Regions from separate parts of the Homo sapiens genome. Here region 2 is linked to region 1. A link is an interaction called in ENCODE POLR2A ChIA-PET data of the cell type or tissue named here. Cell type or tissue: Panc1. All regions are shown on one strand. Each heading gives the region's core, and the rest is flanking DNA. Links, peaks and the distances in the headings are about the cores only.

The links. Peaks named below come from ENCODE experiments on the same cell type or tissue, not always from the same donor. Only the 100,000 strongest peaks of a DNase experiment are listed, where the experiment ranks them.
Region 2: POLR2A ChIA-PET joins it to region 1 with 16 read pairs; 1 of 35 experiments calls an interaction of 5 or more read pairs at or near these places.

The regions. Positions count from the first base shown.
Region 1 is chr5:58,442,166-58,452,218 of GRCh38, forward strand. No RefSeq gene overlaps it. Among named protein-coding and RNA genes, the nearest start is that of PLK2, 13 kb to the right of the region's middle. RefSeq lists enhancers at 3,348-4,547, 8,071-8,240. In Panc1, for the core only: no CTCF peak of the experiment used is centred there; no DNase peak of the experiment used is centred there; H3K27ac peaks cover 1,957 bases.
Region 2 is chr5:57,597,401-57,607,453 of GRCh38, forward strand. The region is part of intron 4 of LNCBRM (lncRNA SMARCA2 (BRM) associated); the gene reads left to right. The region is part of intron 1 of LOC124901182 (a long non-coding RNA gene); the gene reads right to left. Among named protein-coding and RNA genes, the nearest start is that of LNCBRM, 32 kb to the left of the region's middle. In Panc1, for the core only: no CTCF peak of the experiment used is centred there; no DNase peak of the experiment used is centred there; H3K27ac peaks cover 370 bases.

The DNA of each region.
Region 1 (10,053 bases), core at 2,620-6,619:
GTGTAGTCACCATCCGTATATATGCACTGTGCCTTTGGCAGTACACAGCTGTTCAGTACTGTGAGAAAAAAAAAAAACGGACTGTTTTATCAATAGCAAGCTTAACATGTTCCAAACCATGTAGTGGATATTGAAGGATGCATCTCAGTTGAATTGAATAAAGCATAACTGTAAAGTTATGCTTTATAATTTTGTATAATAAACTGTTTAAAAATTATTCAATTAAGATTTCTTGATTTTCCTACCAAATTTTGTTTCTATGTCACTTTTGGACATAGAGGAGGAATAACTCCTTTCTTCATGCCATTAAAGTAAATCAATTGAAGCTTACTCTTCTACAACTATATTAAATTTTAACTTAAAAAATCTTGCTTTAATCACTTCTTGGCCTTTTGGCAAAGAACAAGTGTAAAAGTCTTGCTCTAATGTACTCAGTGTGATATATCCTCATGCTTTGTTTGTTAGGTTCTTCCCCAAAAGTGGTTTATGAAGAAGTCTTTATAGCTTCTACATCTGTCCTGTTCAGTGTAAAGGACTACCAACATGCTCTCTTTTAAACACAAAATGCCTTTTGCAAACCAAAGTGGACATGGACAAAAATTTATTTTAAAACATTTCAGTTCTGCCATTATAAGAAAATAGAAATTTGCAAAAGGCAACTGGAAACCACTCTTTATGATCTGGAGATGGAATATCTACATTGCAAAGTTACCTTAGCTACCTGGCCATCCAGTTGATCTCTGCACCATAAATTTCTCCCTCTAGAAGGGAGATTTTCTTGCTGAGTGAGGTTGTGGATAAAACATGTAACAGCTCTGGAACCACAATGCAATGGTTTGAATACATCCCCCAAATTTCATGGTTGGAAACCTAAAATTCATATGTTAATTAGAGGTGGGGACTTTGGGAGGTAATTAGGATTAGATAAGGTCATCAGGATGGGACCCCATGATGAAACTGATTGCTTTAAAGAAGAGGAAGAGAGACCTGAGCTTATATACATGCTCTTGCTCTCTCACCATGTGATGCCTTCCGCATCTTATGACACAGAATGAAGATTCTCACCAGATGCTAGCTCCATGCTCTTGGACTCCCCAGCCTCCAGAACTGTAAGAAATAACTTCCTTTTCTTTAAAAATTACCCAGTCTGTAATATCCCAATATAGAAATGCAAAACAGACTAAGATATATGATGTCAAAGTTGGTGCTAAATTTCCTGTTTACCTAATTATTGTCCTACTACAAGAAAGATCTGAACTTACATTCCAATCTATCTGACAGGTTCAGGATCTTTTTAAATTAAATGTATCTTATAAAGGACAATTACTTACATATATCGACAAACTATGTTCCAGGGAATATTCTTTGTGATCTTAAAAGGCACTCTAAAGCAAAATAATGTGTCAGTGTGTATAAGTTTGGAAAAACTTTTGCACTCTATTTCTCTCTTGGAGATTCATAACGCAAATTTAGGATATGGAAGTTCTAGAAAAATCTTGACTTAAAGAAATCTGTTCATTTTATTGAAGCCACCAATTCCCAAAAGAATTTGCCAGTTAATATGTTTTTCAGGAAACATTTTATAATATCAAAGATATTTGGAATTCCTGAAAATACAGTTGGGGAAATTTTTTAAAGATAGTTGAGAAGGGACAATAATAAGAAAAGGCAACATAAAAGGAGTCAAAATGTAGGAAATGTTTATATGACTTACCTTTGATTTTGTCAGTCATAAGAGAGTAAACTGGCTGGGTGTGGTGGCTCATGCCTGTAATCCCAGCACTTTGGGAGGCTGAGGCGGTTGGATCACCTGAGGTCAGGAGTTCCACGCCAGCCTAGCCAACATGGCGAAACCCTGTCTCTACTAAAAATACAAAATTTAGCTGGTTGTGGTGACATGCATCTGTAATCCCAGACACTCAGGAGGCTGAGGCACAAGAATTGCCTGGACTCAGGAGACAGAGGCTACAGTGAGCCAAGATCGTGCCACTGCACTCCAGTCTGGGTGACAGAGCGCGACTCCATCTTGAAAAAAAAAAAAGGAAAAAAGAGTAAATTGCTCTCTCTTTGGGATATTCCTCAATTTGATTCCCCCAGGAGCATGATGAAGGAAACAATTAATAATTGAAAAATTCTAATGATAAATTAAGTATAAGATATTCTCTTTATTGAATGACAACAGTATAATATGACATAAATATCAATAACTACTGACATCAATATAAAACAAAGAGGTAATATGAATAGAGAAATAATAAAGATATAATATTAAAATAATTAGAGAGGGGAGGAAGCTTACTTTCTAATTTCTCCTCTTGCTATATTTTCGAATAAGAAATGGTTTTTGTTGTAGGTCAAAATGGTCAAATACTCTCAATATTATATTGTTCTATCTAATGAATTCTAAGACACTTTTTATTATTATATTTGTTTTATAATATAAAAAATAGGATCAGTGTCATGTTCATGATTGTTCAGCAAGCAATTGACCCAGTTGCTTCAATCTTGACATATCTAATTGAAATTCCAAATGTTTTCTGCTATATGGTTTTAACTTGAGCAATTGTAGGATGATTGACTTAAAATAAGCATATGTGTGTGTACCTCTGAAGGAGAAAAAATCTGAGAGAAATATATCAGATTCTACAAAACTCAACTGTTATTCTGTTTCTTTAATATCTAGGTAGAAAGTTGTATTTGGAGGAAGATTTAATTGCTTCAACTCAGAGTATATTATTTATTTAAAACCAAAAAGCCTAGTGCTTCTCTTGTGCCTATTGTCAGTCACTGGCCCTTCCCTATGACTAATCTATATTGAGGATATTTGGAGTTTAATCCTGAGTCACTCTGTAGCAAAACTGCCAGGTATACCTACAGGATAGTGAATAGAAACATGAAAGGTTTGCCTCATTAAAGAATTCATGAGGTTAAATCCATATGTAGCAGGTGCAACTTGCTGCTATAGCTGCCCTTTTGCCACCCATATATGTTGCTTTGCCTCAGATGATTATCTTATTCTCTCTCCCCATGTGGTAAAAAGAATGAAGAGATTAGCCACATAAGCTCACATAGTCCAGGTATTTCAGAATCAGTAAAGTGAGTCTATTCACAAGCCTAACAAAGGAAATGAGGATAGATTATGGCAACTGCTAATGAAATTTATATTTCAACCAACAATACAATTAAGTGAGGGATGATCTCTTGTTCCTAGTTGACTAAACTGCAAAATTCACCTTTATCCTAAATTTCATTATGAATTTAAGAGAATGATATGAGTTGAATTTAATAACCTTATGTCGATCAGGTGAAAATTCAGGAAGAAAAGAAGCCGTCTACATCGCGGTGGATGCCTTGGCTTATGAAAACTTTGGTAGGTCTTTATTTGTCAGACTTATTCTTCCATTTCTTTTCAGTGCTACCGAAACAGGAAAAGTTCCCTCGTCACCCTTGCAGGGTGTGCGGTGGGGGTGTGTCCTGCTTCTTTGGTCAAATCTCTAGGGGGAACATGCAGACAGGCTCTGGGGCTCTGAACTCACAGCAGCATCTAGGGGTGAATGTTTACAGCACCGGAAGCTCCCGCAGGCATGTGTTACCATGTGCTCTTTTAGTTTTGCCATCTGTAGGTGGCTTGTGTTTAGCAGCTCAATCAGACCCCCTGACTTATGGCAATGTGTCCGGAATTTATTCCTTCCAGTGGGTTCTTGGTCTCGCTGACTTCAAGAATGAAGCTGTGGACCTTCACGGTGAGTGTTACAGCTCTTAAAGATGGTGTGTCCGGAGTTTGTTCCTTCAGATGTGTTCAGAGTTTCTTCCTCCAGCTGGATTTGTGGATTTGCTGATCTCAGGAATGAAGCCGCAGATCCTCGCCATGAGTGTTACAGCTCATAAAGGTAGTGCAGACCTAAAGACTGAGCAGCAGCAAGATTTACTGTGAAGAGGGAAAGAACAAAGCTTCCACAGCGTGGAATGGGACGCGAGCAGGTTGCCGCTGCTGGCTCAGGTGGCCAACTTTTATGCCTTTATTTGGCCCCGCCCACTTCCTGCTGATTGGTCCATTTTACAGAGGGCTGATTGGTGCGTTTTTACAGAGCACTGATTGGTGCATTTACAATCATTTAGCTAGACACAGAGCGCTGATTGGTGCGTTTTTACAGAGTGCTGACTGGTGCATTTACAATACTTTAGCTAGACTCAGAGCTCTGATTGGTGCATTTACAATCCTCTAGCTACACAGGAAAGTTCTCCAAGTCCCCACCCGACCCAGGAAGTCCAGCTGGCTTCACCTCTCAGCAAGGACAGAGGGCTTTCTGTATCCTGGGGTTTCTTGCCTTGGTGTACCAAAAGAGTCAAATCACACATGGGCTTGGAGAAAGAGTGCAAGGGTTGAGTGGAAGTAGCTCTCAGCAGATGGGGGAGCCAGAAGGGAGATGGAGTAGGAAGGTGGTCATCCCCTGGAGTCGGGCCATTCAGTGGCCCTCCTCTGACCACCCGGCCAAACTCCTCATCGTTCTGCGGATGGATGGCCTGCAAGCCTCTGCTGGTGCCTGTTGATGTGATCTTCCGGGTGCGTTCCTCTCAATATCCAGCTGCTTGTGTCTTCTTCCGCCCGTGTGTTTCTCTCCACATCCAGGTGCTTGTGTGTGTACCCTCTAGGGTCTCGGGGTTTTTATAGGCACAGGATAGGGGTGTGGTGGGCTAGGGTGGTCTTGAGAAATGTGACATTTGGGCAGGAAAACAGAAATGTCTGTCCTCTCCTCAGTCCGTGGGCACAGGCCTAGATATGGAGCCCTAGCCAAAAGAGTCAAATCACACATGGGCCAGGGACCTGCCTTTCTCTATCCAGTACTTCCGTGCCCCAAGCCCGATTTAGTACCTGACCTTTAACTCCACTTAAACCAATAATGCTTAAAAATGGCAGAAGGTAGCTTTGGATGAAGCCCACACTTTCCCTAAAATCACCCAAAGTACACTTTCTGGAATTAAAATCAGCGTTTGTAAACAACTTGGAAATAGACAGGCCCCCTGAAAGTTTCACCTGACTCTGCACTAGGCTCACATTCAAACGTCTGAGGCACCAGCTGAGTGAATCAGGCAAGCAAGGTCCATGGAGAGGGCTGTCTCTTCTCTGGGGGCAGGCACTTCTCAGCTCCAGCTGATTGTTGATATGTAGAAATGTCTGATCATATTGTCTGATCATGAAGTTTTGCAAAGGAAGTCAGAAGTTTTAATTTTCATCTGAATGCTCCCAATGACTAACTGATGACAATTGCTGGAAAATATTTTAAAACCCACTCTAAAACTCGCTGTACTTCAAGCAGATGTCTATTCTCTGGCAATATACAATCTCAGCTCTAAAGGTTTGCCTTATTCTCTACATGGATTCCATCTTTGCCTTTCATTTCTACTCATGTCATGTTCTCAAAAGAATATTACTGGAATAAAATTACATGCTTGTATCAGAAAATTGTATTGACATTCATCTACAAACACAAATTCCCAGGAAAACAGATTGCAAATGAGGTTTTGTGGTTTTGGTTTTTTTTTTTTTTGAGATTGACTTTTATGCTCAGAAGTGGATTTGGTTTTAAAAATCTGACATTCAGTATACTTAAACATCTAGTTCTTCTTTGCATTTTTAAGTTTAATTTTAAAAATTTACATTCTGTTTTTATATCTCAACAAAAGACTTTAAGAGGACTGTATTATAGGATCCCAGTTAAAACTTAATAACTTTCCCTTTACTATTTTATATTGCATTTATAATATACTTGACTTCCTTTTTAAATACTGTTTTGCAATTGTCTGCTATAACAAGTATTCTTAAGTATATAAACATTCTTATAAATTGAGTAAATTAAGCTTAAAAGATGATAAATTTATCATATATTATAATACCAAATTTAAATGTCACAAGCCTTCAGCTTAAATTTCTAAGGCAATATCAGTTACTTAAATTTCAGTTTTTAATTGGGATTATAATACTAATACATTACTATATGTGAAGTATTAACACACAGTTTCAATGTTAGGGTTAAATATAGAGATTCTTTCTGTAACAACAATTATCAATTCAATCATTCAGATTATCTTAAATACTTAACTAAGTCTTCTTAAGATGAAATGGTACTTCGCTAAAGAAGCTATTATGCTATCTAAATTAAACTTTTTGTTTGTAACCTAGGCTGGCTGAGATTTTATATACACAACCACAGCTGTAGACCGGGATATTTACTGCAGTGCCGTCTGAGATGTTAAAAGAATATACCAAGCCCTATTAATTATTCAGAATATAGGAGTGATGTCCTTCTTCTCAGAGCACATATAGTTCACATCCCCAGGCTTAAATTATTATTATTGCTATGTTGGAGCTGGTTTTAAAAGTTTCGTGAGGAGTGATTGTTAAAATTTCAGGAATTGTGCAAGCCAGTTGTTAACACAACCATTATGTAATTATAGAAACTTACAATTAAATAAATTATGTTAAAAACAAAGGCAATAAATACTCTAAACTCATCACTAATTGTTTCCTTACATTTTATTATTATCTATTTCTTGAGGTTATTTATGTCTGTTACATCCATATGCTGGAAATACTTTATAATGATGTACTGCTGTGCATCTCTTTCCAACTCCACATTCAGCGACATCACTCTGGTAGTGAGAAGTCCATCATGGTAAAAGAAATTATACCACAGAAATTGGCAAATGAAACAAATCAAGGTTCTGGCCACCTCTGAAAAAGCTGACTGCTAAACATTTATTAGTATATCAGTAGTTATGTTATTATCTAATTCTTTGTCTGCACTCCCCTCCAGAATACCCTATCACGTTTGGATTTTGCATTTCTTTATCTCTTGAAATATTTAAAGATCTTCTATGTAGCTCCAAAGTTCTTCAAAATTCATATAGTTCTGTACTTATCATATTTTTTCTATTTAGTAGGATCACATAAATCACATAATAAATTTATGTCTCATTGAAACTCTTTTGACATGTCTATATGATCATAAGTTTAAAGGTCATCCTGCTGCCACTGATTTCAAAGGGGTATAAAAGAAAGACAATTTTAGTTATTTCACTGAGGCCTGTTGCTTATTTATTGTCTGTTTGTTTATAGAAACAGGGTCTTGCCCTATCGCTCAGGTTGTAGTGCAGTGGTGTGATCATGGCTCACTGCAGCCTTAACCTCCTGAGCACAAACAATCCTCCCACCTCAGACTCTCAAGTAGCTGGGACTATAGGCATGGACCACCATGTCCAGCTAATTCTTAAATTTTATGTAGAGATGGGATCTCACTGTGTTGCCCAAGCTGGTCTTGAACTCCTGGTCTCAAGTGATCCTCCTGCCTCCCAAAGTGCTGAGATTACAAGCATGAGCCACCGCCCCTGGCCTAGGTCTGTTGTCTGATTTCTTACAGTACTAATTTTTTTATAGGCTTGGAACAGAGAATGTGTTCCAACTTGCATGGCTGGGCTAAAATATCTAATCATTTAGTATTTCATAGCAGAGATAGATCAGGAGTTTGTTAATTTAACTCAACTTAGAAGTGAAGTTTTTGTACTGCAATCATTAAAATCAATTTTGTTTTACATATAAACATATTATCAGGCTAATCCTAGAGCAAAATCTATTTATTCTATTCAGTTGAATTCCAGACATTGATGAACCATGATATTATTTTCTAACACTGCATATGGAAATTTACCGTTTTAATTTGAGTTCACTAATATAATTAAATTGTGGCAATTCAAACAAAGAGATGCCTTCCATTAGTAAAGTTAATAAGACATAACGAAGGGCTAGAACAAAGCATGAATCTAAACATATAGACCAGAGTCTCTCCCAAGTCAGGAAAAACAAAGTGGAATCTACAGGTTTCTTTTTATACAACAGTTTGTTACAAGGTTTAGAAATATACTGATTCTCTCATGCATTGAATAGCCATAAAATACCAACACTGGTTTTTCTGTGTACCTTATGGAGATGCAGCTATGCATTTTTAGTCACACCTATTTTCAGTAGATTAAAATCTCTACAAGGCAAAAATGGTCTGAAGATGTTACGAATCACAGAGGCCTAAAGCAGGAATGACTCCATTCTTCATGCCCACCCACGCAATTTTGTTCCTTCTCCAACCTTCTACTGCCTATCATCTTGCTGCCTAGCTAACTATAGCTCTTAGCAATTATGTCACTTTGGTATTTAAGAGAAGGAGAAGGTAGAAATGGTAGAAAATTCGTGGAAGAGAAAAACTAAGAAAGAAAGGTAGGCAGTTAATATGCTGGTTAAGGCTCAGATTCATTCTCTGCCCTTCTTCTGCTTTATTTTGCAATATTACAATGACCCTAACAACTGTATTTCCAAGGCTATTTTTTTCGACTGCCTTTCAGCTCATTTGGTCAATGGGAGATTGGAGGCCAAGAGGAAGAAAGAATTCAAAATATTTTGTCCCCCTTTTTTCTCACCCAAAAAGGCACAGGGGTCATCTCAAGCAGTGATGACATTTGTCCCATGATCTCAAAATCCTGGTAAGCAGTGACCATCATGATTCTAGTTTCTGCCAGAAGACTCAGTTCTGGGCTCTGGTAACATGACGTTTTCTCTGGGTCTCTCTAGCCATTGGGAGAGTAGTGCCTTCCTGCTGCAGTGAATCTCTGGGTTGCCTCACCACCGAGTTCTTCCATCATCTGTATAACCAACAATCTCCATTAGATTCCTTCTCTCTGAAAGTCCCAAAATGATCCCAACTGGATCACGACTTACACAGAACTGAAGACTCGATCACAACTTACACAGAACTGAAAGTGGGAGAAACAAGAATGAGACAGTTTTTTTTTTTCTAGATAATTACGGTCCCTGCCATTACAGATGTGGAAAGAGGCAGAAAAAAAAACAGAACAAGAACAGGAAGAAATACTTATTGAGTACCTTTGTTGTGCAAGTGTTTTATTATCGTTTTATCTTCACAGATGAGAAAACAGAAGCTTAGAGAGATTAGGTATTTACTAATGATCGCATTATTAACATGTGGTTGCACAGAAATTTGGACTCAAGATTTGACTCCAAAGCTTTTCCACTGGAGTATGATTTCCCTAGCTGACATGAGATTACATTCAGAAATAGTTCTTGAAGGCTTGATGGGACTAAGAGATAAAAGTCGTAAATGTTAAATAACCTAAGATCAAGTTCACTGTCATGGCCACACCAAGTTTAGTTGAGGGTATCTGTTATTTTATTTTTTAAGAAACAGGGTCTCCCTCTGTCACCCAGACTAGAGTGCAGTGGCATGGTCATAGCTTATTGCAACCTCAAACATCTGGGCTCAAGCGACACTCCTGCCTCAGCCTCCCCCATAGCCGAGACATGCAACAAAACTATTAAATCTTTAGAATTTGTGAGGGCTAATGGAGAAACGTTCCTGGGGATCAAAGGTGTTCATTAAAGAAATCTATTATTTTACAGTTGTTTTTTGTGGAATTCAGGGTACCCTTATTTGGAAGGGTAATTTATTTGGGAATTTTTTATTCTCCTTCTCCCATGGCAAAGATTTATCAACACTGTTATGTTTTATGGAGATGTCCTCTGTACTCCTCCCCCAGAAATGCAGTTGGGTAGAAGGGGTGACAGAAATCCATCCTTATGTGTTCTCATCCACTCCCATGATGTTTTCCAAAACTTAGTTACTTCCAAATGTTGCTTTCTCTTGAGATGTAGACCTGCATATCCACTGTTTACTGGACCTATGTGGGCATCCTCATACAAATCTGATTAGATATGTCTAAAACTCACTATATTTTTCCATCAAGCTCTTCCTTCCATATTCCTAATTTACTATAGTTAATGGCCCAAGAATGCAACCCGTCCCCCACTGACTGCCTCAGCCAATCCTTCTGCACCTCATCTACTTTCTTAGGCACCACATTCAACCGGGCTCTAGATCCTGTTAAAATCAACTTTCTAAGTTCCTCCAAAATCAATCTTCATTTACTCATTCGATAGTTGACTGTCCAGTACCAGATCTGGTGCTCAGTACTGGGAACGTTGAAATGAAT
Region 2 (10,053 bases), core at 3,350-7,349, 840 kb before region 1:
CTCTGACTCTGTCTTTCCTGCCTCCCTCTTTCACTTATAAGAAGCCTTTGATTACATTTGGCCCCAACTAGATAATCAAGGACAATCCTCCATCTTAACTCTCTTAATCACATTGGTAAAGTTTCTTTTGCCATGTGAGATGCCATATTCACAGATTCCTGGATTAGGATGTGGACATCTTGAGGTAGGGTGAGGATGAGCATTATTCTGCTTCCTACACACAAGAATTAAGAACTGGAGGAATGGGGCCGGGTGCGGTGGCTCACGCCTGCAATCCCAGCACTTTGGGAGGCCGAGACGGGCGGATCACGAGGTCAGGAGCTGGACACCATCCTGGCTAACATGGTGAAACCCCGTCTCTACTAAAAATACAAAAAAATGAGACAGGGGTGGTGGTGGGCGCCTGTAGTCCCAGCTACTCGGGAGGCTGAGGCAGGAGAATGGCGTGAACCCGGGAGGCGGAGCTTGCAGTGAGCCGAGATCGCGCCACTGCACGCCAGCCTGGGCGACAGAGTGAGACTCCGTCTCAAAACAAACAAACAAAAAACACAAGAGGAATGGAATGTGTGCCACACCATATCAGACAGGATCCAGGCAGAACTGGGCTGTGCCAGCTATTTCAGAAGAGGGAATTACATGTGGAGACCTTATTGCTCTGATGAGCTGTTTCAGGAGCTGAAGACAAGGGAAGGTGAGGAAACGCAGAGATTACCGCAGGGGAAGATGCGCCAGCAGGCTGGAGCTGACAGTGTGGAGCAGGCATTGCTTGGAGGAGCTGAGACCATTGTAGAGGTACTGCCATCACTGCAGATGCTACCTCTAGTGAGAAAAGTCAGGGAGAAACATCCCGACATCCTCCTCTTCCCCGCGGCCCCCGTCTACCAGTGCCTCCTATGTATTGGCTAGACTAAGCAGAAGCTAGCAGGCAAAGATGTATGAAAGCCGTAGGTGGCAGGCCCCTGTGATGTAACCCTAAGAGAGGACAGCCAGTCAACAGATCCGAGAGCAAATAAGCAAATGGGCTAGGGGGCAGACATCTGGTACCCTTTTCTTTCAGTCTGTCCGTAAGCACTGGCTGTCAATACAGTGAAGAATAAAAGGCTTCTGTGTGTATGTGCTGGGGACAAGAGTGGGGAAATGGGGGTAGAAGCAACTGATTTTCACTTTGGTAGGATTTTCTCAAGGAATAGGCTTGAAAAGATTTTCAGCCACTTGGAAAGGGCAGGTTTATTTTTATGAAACTGGATAGATGAATCCTTCTCTCTGCTCTTTCATGCTAATCCTCAATCCTCCTTGCCTCTGCTTCCTCTTCCGCTTTGTCTTCCCTTCCCTCCCTCTCCTTTTCCCTCACTCCCCTCTTTCTTTCCTCTCTCTTCTATTTCTCACTCCCCACTTCGTTTCCACCTTTCCTCTCCATGCTGTCTCTCTCTCCTCCTTCCTTCCCAATAGCTTCCCCCACTCCCTTGCCCTTTTCTTGCATTCATTTCTACAAACACTGCTTTTGTGAGTCAACAGGCACATTCTCATAAGCAGTGGTTGCCTGTGACTGGCTGCTTTTATGAATCAGCAGGCATATTCTCATAAGCAGTGGTTGCTGGTGACTGGCTGTTTCCTTCTTGCTCACTTTGCCTATCAGGTGATAGGCATTGATCCCTTGCAGTGTTCTCAAGACGAGGGGCCTCAGAATTATTTTGTTAGCACCTGTTTTTAATCTTCTGTCCTAAGAATCATTTTCGGGACCTCTCCTAGGACCCAAATCAATATGTGGTATTGAACCCACCTTAAGCTCAGTTATCTGGATTCCTCTGTACCATTGATTCCCTGACATTTCCCTGGACACTCCAGAGTGTCTTTTATTTTTGTTTTTTTTTGCAAGGCCAATTCTCTGGGGTCAATTGTGAGGCTCAAATATAAGGCTCTGCACAACCAAAGATCGTATCTCTGATTCTCAAATAAAAGAAGCATGCAGTATAAAATTGTGTGCCGAGACTGTAACCATTGTTCAACTATCATTGTCTACACGCTTCGGGTTTAGACTCTTCGCTGAGGAGAAATGAGGAAAATATTTTTCATGAAATATGAGCTTCTGATGGAAAGAAATTGAAGCTTTAAACGCGATTCGACTTACTCAGATTTTTTTGTTTGATAATTCATAGGTAAATTGGTCGATTCATTTTGGGACCTTAGGAATGGAGCACTGGATGAGTCATCCCCTCAGCACTAGTACTGCTATTGGTCTGAAGCCTCCAGGGAGAGGCAGCACAGCACAGACTCCCAATTAGATTTCCTGGGTTTCAGTCCTGGCCCAACCACGTTCTTGCTGTGTGACGTTGGGCATTACTTAATCACTTTGTGCCTCAGTTTCCTCAGCTGTAAAATAGGAATTATAATGGTATTTGCCTCCCAGAACTGTTGAGAGAATTAAATAAGCCAATGGAAAGTGCTTAAAACCATGCCAGGTACCACAAAAGAACTTCAAAGGTTTACTCATCTTTTTCTTTTATTCCCTCCTTCCTTCCTGATAGCCGCTTCCATAGGCATCTGTTTCTAATACGTTTGTGTTCTTTATTATGTATATGTTCTTCTAAAATATGTCTGTGTGTTTGGCTTGATTTAAATTATACATTTTGTTGTTTTTTTTTTTTCACCCAGTACTGAATTTTTGAGATGTATCGAGTTGGCTATATTTGCATCTAGTTCATTGCTTCCACCTGCCTCATAGCACCCTTATAGTGTATGTCTATTCTATTTACTTGGCCATTGACCTAGTGATGGTCACCTAAGTTGCCTCCAACTTCCTCCACAGACAATTCCATGACAAGTTCAAGAAGTGGGATCACTGGCCCACAGGGTATTCACAAACTTACCATGACTCTGCCAGGTCATTTTCCAGTATGATTGTAGCAGTTTATACTCTTACCAACAGAGGACAAGAGCTCCTGATTTAATGTAACTTCCCTATCACCAGACATTAAGTACTTGTTCTCATTTGATGGAACGTGGTATTTTTTAAAAAAATTAAAAGAGGAAATTGTATTAAATTTCAATTCTCTGATAGTTTGTGGGGTTGTACAGCTGTTCTTTTGTTTTTTCAGCTAACAGATTTCCTCTTCTGTGTATTATTCATGTACTGTGAGCTTCCACTTTCAGGTATGATTGAGTGCCTGCAGCTGACTAATGCTCCCACCAAGGGGTAAAGGGTTTAGAAAAGCCAGATTAAAAAAGAAATATGTTTAAAGGCATAATGCAACTTCTGAGGCAATCAGTACTTAAGGGGACAAAATCCCAGCAAAAGGGGAGATTTGTCAGTGTTCTGCAGCAGCTTTTATCCTTGGGGCATTTGGCAGTTCTAGGTGTGGGGCAAGAGGTTGACATCTGGGAACATGTTCTTGCCCAGAGCTGTTGCTAAGAGGGGGAATAACCAGCAGAGTCTAGTGGGGCTTGAAAGGCAAAACCTAGAGCCTTGAGGGGTCAGAATCCTTTGAGAAGGGAGGGGTGGAAAACTGAACCCAACATACTGCCAGCTTCCCCCTCAAGACATTTGTTGAATACTGGTGCTAAGTGGGCAGGAGGCTAAGAAAATTGCTAAAAAATTAGGGTGGAATTGTCACCAGACCTGCAGGCTGAGAAGACAAGGATTAGTGTTCTAGACACAAAGTGGGAGGGAGTGGGGGGAGGGAAAGAGAGAGATGTGATGGATACACACACCTTCGATGAGGCAGGTGGAAGTAATGAGCCAGATGCAAATATAGCCAACTCAGTACATTTGAAAAATAAGAAACAGAACAAAATTTATAACCTAAAATTAAGTGTTTGTGTAGGTTTTGAAGGCTGTTTTATCTTGTAGGAACATTGATTTTCTTATTTGCTGTTGCCTAGTTTAATAGTTCATGCTTGATATTTTGAAGGCCCAAAGTCAAACTGCATTATTGATTTTTGATGTTTTATCTACATTTATACATTGGATTATGAAACTGATGCTTTTTTTTGAGCTTTTGTTACTTATTTAACAAATGCTTATTTTTGATCAAGCATCAATAATATAGAGACTCCGTGTTGGAGGCAAGCTGATGTTTACCTTAAAAGTTTTTTGAAAATAAATTCAGAGGGCCGGGAGTGGTGGCTCACACCTGTAATCCAAGCACTTTGGGAGGCTGAGGCAGGTGGATCCCCTGAGATCAGGAGTTCGAGACCAGCCTGGCCAACATCCTGAAACCCCATGTCTACTAAAAATACAAAAATTCACCGGGCGTGGTGGTGCACACTTGTAATCCCAGCTACCTGGGAGGCTGAGGCAGGAGAATCTCTTGAACCCAGGAGGCAGAGGTTGTAGTGAGCCGAGATCGTGCCACTGTACTCCAGCCTGGGCAACAGAGCAAGACTCTGTCTCAAAAAAAAAAAAAATTCAGAATCACTTTGTTGTATATGCTAAATTATCAGCAATTATTATTTCCTTTGTGATATAAGTGTAATTTGAATACACTGAACTTTAATTTCTGCAGCCTAAGAAGTGAACTCAACTCTTACTCAAAGGACTTGGGATATAGTCAATCATGCTGGTGACAGAGCTGACAATGAGAATATCATCTCATGTTTGATGCCCGAATGAGTAATTTTAAATTGGCTCTCGGAGTAACCTATTCTAGAAGTCACATGAAATGCTTAAGTGTAAGATTGCTCCTTAGCTGTGTTCTGGATCCTGATGCTGTGTTTGTGAATTATGTGTAGCTACCAGGAGGAATATGAGGAGGAGGAGCAAAAGGAAAAGGAGGAGAAGGGAAAGAAAGAGGATGAGAAGAAGGAGGAAGAGGAGAAAATGGACTAGAAATGAAATTCTCTATCTTCATTTCAGCTTTTCTACTTTTGAAGTAGTATGAACCTCTCTGAGACAGCCCTTTTCATATCTGTCCCATGTCTCTGCTTCTCCTTTACTTTCTCGTAGCTTTAATATTTTCTAGGGATAATGAGGGGTTAAGAGAAACGTCACTGAAGCTCATAACTTTTTTAACATTTCTCAGAATAAAACTTCAGCTTACAGGCATGTAAATGTAACACAGTGCCTTAGCTATAATTTTCAAGGCTTTTAAAACCTTAATGGGACTGATAAAATCTGAAATAATTGTCATTTCAAAGCTGCAAAAAGATTTAGTCTTAAAAGAGGTAGAAACATGACTACTCTTTTGGGGTACATTTCTTTCTTTTTCAGAGAAAACTAACTAAATAGACCCTTTAGTTAAATACAAATACAAAAGCAAGTGTCCACTTGGGGAAAACTGAGAAGAAACTGGTAATCTGATTGCAAGTGTTGTAGGTGGTTTTGTAATAGAAATTATTTTGTATGAAGAATTAGGGGTTTTGTTTCTAAGGAGAAATGCTTCTTTTCTAAGCATGTTTTTAGATATTGCTTTGCGAGTATGTTGTTACTTGTTCCAATGAAAGGGTGCAGAGGCAAATATGTATCTTGTTTAAATGCTGAGAAGAGACCAAAAGCTGAGATGAAATAGGCAGCAGGAGGCATAGGCAAACCTATTCTGCACCACACACTGCAGGAGCCAGATACAAAGAAAAAGGACCAGACTAGGCAAAGCTCAACCTGGATTTCCTTGGAGTTGAATTTCTTCTGTGGCTGCTCCAGTGGAAATTCAGGTGCTCAGGTAGAAGCTACTAATGTGCAAGCTGTCAGTCCTTTCAAGGTAGAAGCTGCCAGTGCCTGGAGCTGGCACAGTGTCACGTCTACAATCCCCTATTGATCAAAACATGAAAGATCAGATTGGAAGGGGTGGAGGAATATTCTCTACTTCTCAAACTACAAAGACACTTTTTCCAAATGAGGTCACATTTGCAGGCTCTGGGCAGACTTATGTTTTTTTCTGAGGGGGTGGGTGGGTGGGTCACCATTCAAGCCACTACAGAACATAAATATAAATAATTGTCTGTTATTGATCTTTTGAAAATAGCTATTGAGGCTTCTCTGGTATGAATGCTGATTTGGGAGCACTTTTAACAAGTTATAAATTATTGAAACGTCAGGAAGTTGCATATATATATATACATATATATATATGAGTGTATGTGCTAGATTTAGGCAACATATTATGAAAGACTCCTAAATTCTTTGAATTTCATACTCCTTCTCTGTCTCTCTTTATCTTGAAAGCGAAGAAAAGTAGAAGAGCAATATAAAAGTAAAGACAGAAAGATTAAAAAAGAGGTAAAGAAGAAAGGAAGAGGAAAGGAAAAGGATGGTGAATTCATGTTTTACTTAGCTTACTAGTTTGTTGATAACTCATTACTGTTCAATTGTAGATTTCATTTTCATATTCGATCATCCTATTCTCTAATTATATTGTTTCTGCATCTTTCATCTCATCCAAGTAGACTGTAAACATGGTGAATGGAGAAACTAGGTGGTAGTACTCTTCTTAGTATCTAAACCACTTTTAGGTGTGGTTAGGGTTGAAATCTGAGGGCTGAGGCAGTGAAGGATAGAGGGATCCCAGCTCTCTAGATGCCTAGAATAAAGGCTTCCCTAAAGTACTCTGACCTAAGTGTAATACACCCTCCATTCAATACAAGCCACCTTCTATTCTGTAACTGATGTGAAATTATTAGCTACAGGTTTTGCTAATCATCCCCACAAGGATTTCATGCTTATTCCAAATCATCAATTCAATCATTATAGAACTTATCTAGAAACTTTCTGATTTCCTTGACTGTGAAACCATTTATACTATTTAACAAATACTATTACTTATATAAATGTGATTATACTATTATATACTACATATTATCATTATTATTCTATATATAAATACTATTTACTGCTTAACAAACCAGTATAAATGGTTTCACAGTCAAGGTATGTTTTGCCTTTTAAAAACTTGTCGTGGCATTCATTGCACAAACATTTATAATACTGCTGCTGTGTGCCAGACTCTGCCCCAGGTACTGAAGCTTCAGAGAGGGATTAAGACATGCCTTGCACTCAGGAAACATGCAGGCACCTAAGTAGACAAGCATGGTGAGTATGATAATGTTAGGGAGAAGCAAAGAGTATAAAGTGCCCACAGACTTCTTTAGTGTTAAGGGATTTAGAAAAGACTCCCTGGAGTAGATAATGTCTAGGTTGAATTTTGGAGAATGAACATGACATATTCGGCTGGGCGCGGTGGCTCATGCCTGTAATCCCAGCACTTTGGGAGGCTGAGGCAGGTGGATCACGAGGTCAGGAGATCGAGACCATCCTGGCTAACATGGTGAAACAAAGTCTCTACTAAAAATACAAAAAATTAGCCAGGCATGGTGGCAGGTGACTGTAGTCCCAGCTACTTGGGAGGCTGAGGCAGGAGAATGGCGTGAACCCAGGAGGTGGAGCTGGCAGTGTGCCGAGATAGTGCCACTGCACTCCAGCCTGGGCGACAGAGCGAGACTCCGTCTCAAAAAAAAAAAAAAAAAGAAAAAGAAAATGACATATTCAAGTCAGAAGTGGGGAAGTGAGCCGAGGGCATTCTAGGCAGAGAGAATAGCAAGAACAAAGGCATGGAGGCAAAGCCCCAAGCTTGGAGTGTGCAGGAAATAAAGCATACCTTTTCTTTATTTGGGGCAGAGAATGAAAGAAAATGGTGAGGTGTAAAGTGGATAAGGTCCACTGAGGCCAGAGGAGGGAGTCTTTTTCTGCCTTATGGAAGACCTTTGACTCTATGCTAAAGACCGTGGGGAACCACTGAAAAGGGTGAGTGGGAGCAAACGTGACCAACTTTGCATTTTAGAAGAGTCTCTCTAACTAGATGGTTTTGAGGCTAACAAACCAGAGACAAGAAGGGAAACATGAAGCCATGTGTGGCTGGACCAAGCCGGTAGTGGCAGAGTTGGAGGGGAGAGAATTCACAATACACTTAGAAAGTAAAGTTGGCCCATCTGGGGATGGTGGTTCTACAGGGGTCTGAGGGAGAAAGGGGTCACACATGATCATCAAAGAGAAGCTAAGATGTAGGAGAGAGAATTACTGAGGGAGCAAATTCCAAAGTAGACTGGATGAGCTGACTCAGGACCAAGGCAAGGAGGTTTGCCTTGCACCAAGAGTCAGTACAGCCTTCAGGAGCTAGCCTTTCCCTTTCTCTGTCCTGGGCTTTGGTCTTTAGATATTAGGTGGGCTCTGACCTCTAACTCTGCTTGCCCACAGAAGCCCACAAATTCTCTACTCTTGGTAAACTCTGATCTGCTTTCTTATAACCACATTTTAGTTGTTCTGTTTGACTTCAGAGTACAGAAGGGGGAGATGTGAGTCAAAGTTTCTAGGGGGTTTTAATGTTAGTTCTCTATGATTCTGGCTTCTTGGAGGGAGACCTGGTCAGGGCAGGATGAGGAGGAATTGGCAGAAGATGGGGGAACCTCTTGCCTATAGTCTTGTAGCTATGTGGAGCCAGAGAGCAGGTAACAAATTATGTCACTGAGCACGTGCTGAGTGATGTATGGGAGAAGTAGGTCTAAATAGTCATCAGAGCAAACTGGGCCTGAAGTGGGTATGGGGACTTGTGGTGCTGGGTCTGGGGCTCAGAAAACTAGGGAAGACATGGACCCCTAGCCCAGAATAGGTATGTTGAAGTGGGCAAATATAGGATGCCATAGGCCGGTGGAAGGCTTTGCTATGTCCCTGCAATGTAATGCGTAGATAGCGAAGATGTTTTGCTAGGTCTAAGATAGCAAGAACACATAGGAAACTTTCACGAATTCGGAATTTTCCAGGGATAGTGTGAATGGCCAGTGAGTGTGTCATCACTGGAATTCTTCAGCACAGTCTGGATGATCTTCTACTGGGGGTTATTGAAGAGGGCTCCAGGCAACAAGGAGGATGGTGAGACTAGGTGACATTTGAGTCTTCACCACTCAGAGGTGCTCTTATTCTGTGATGCTCTAGGCATAGCTCAGGGTGTGGCCCTAGCAGGATCCCTGACTGCTGTTTGACTCAAATTAGGGTTGTCACATGAGACTGGCAATAGAGATGTGGACTTGGTTTTTTCTTATAATTTGGTAGAAGGAATTACATTGACTGAACTAAACTTAAGCTCCCTTTAATCGATATTAGTCTAAGAGGGAAATAAAATGTTTTAGGTTTGGAGTTACACATTCTGAAAGGGCTCTTTTAACATTTTCTAGAAATAAAGATTTTTCAGCCCTTCTGCTGTGGAGGAATTTCTTGAACAGCATTTACCAGAAGTGCAGATTGTAGTAAATGCCTATGTTTAAGGAATATTAGTGGGCTTTATTGCAATTTCATAAAGTTAATGAGTTCATTGTATAGGTAGTTAGAGGATTTAAGTTTTTCAAAATGTCTCTGAGCTCCTGGGAAATTGCTCAGCTAACTTATTGGTTGCATGAGGTTGCTTAAGCATTAATCTCCTTAGTCATTTGTGTGTGTGCATGTGTGTGTGAACAAGAAAATCTTTAGAGACTCACCTTATCCCATTAATTGAGATAGTCTGACAAATGTGAATAATACATTGAACTACTTGTAATGAGACTGGTAGTTAATCTAGAAGAATTATACATATGGTAATACTTAGAAAAAAGAAACAAACACAAAATATGCCCTTTGCTTAAAGGCAACAAAAGAAGCGTTAGCAAAGTGTACTGAAAACTGTAGAGTCCAATACTTATTTGGGAAATGAATGTTTTATAGCTAAGCTTAGGACACATTTTCCTTTTGGTTAACTTGGCACAGAACAGTCCTACCTCCAAGTGTTATTTAGTGTGTGTTCTTTCAAGATGTCACCATATTCAGCAAGATGAACATATTACAATTTTATATTGGCTTTAGTTCCTGTCCTCAAGATATAGTATTTTCTTACTAGACCGATGGGACTGCCATTGTTGTACTCAGAGTGTTTGGCAGAGATGTAGAGATCTGTGCTTTCCAGTGAATTTGCATAATAAAACTCTCATTGAATTATGGTTCAATGAAGGGGAAAGTACAAGCCTAATTTGATTTGACATTTATATACTGAACCTTTCTGAAATACGTCTCGTCTGTATTGCCAATTCCTATTTTCACAC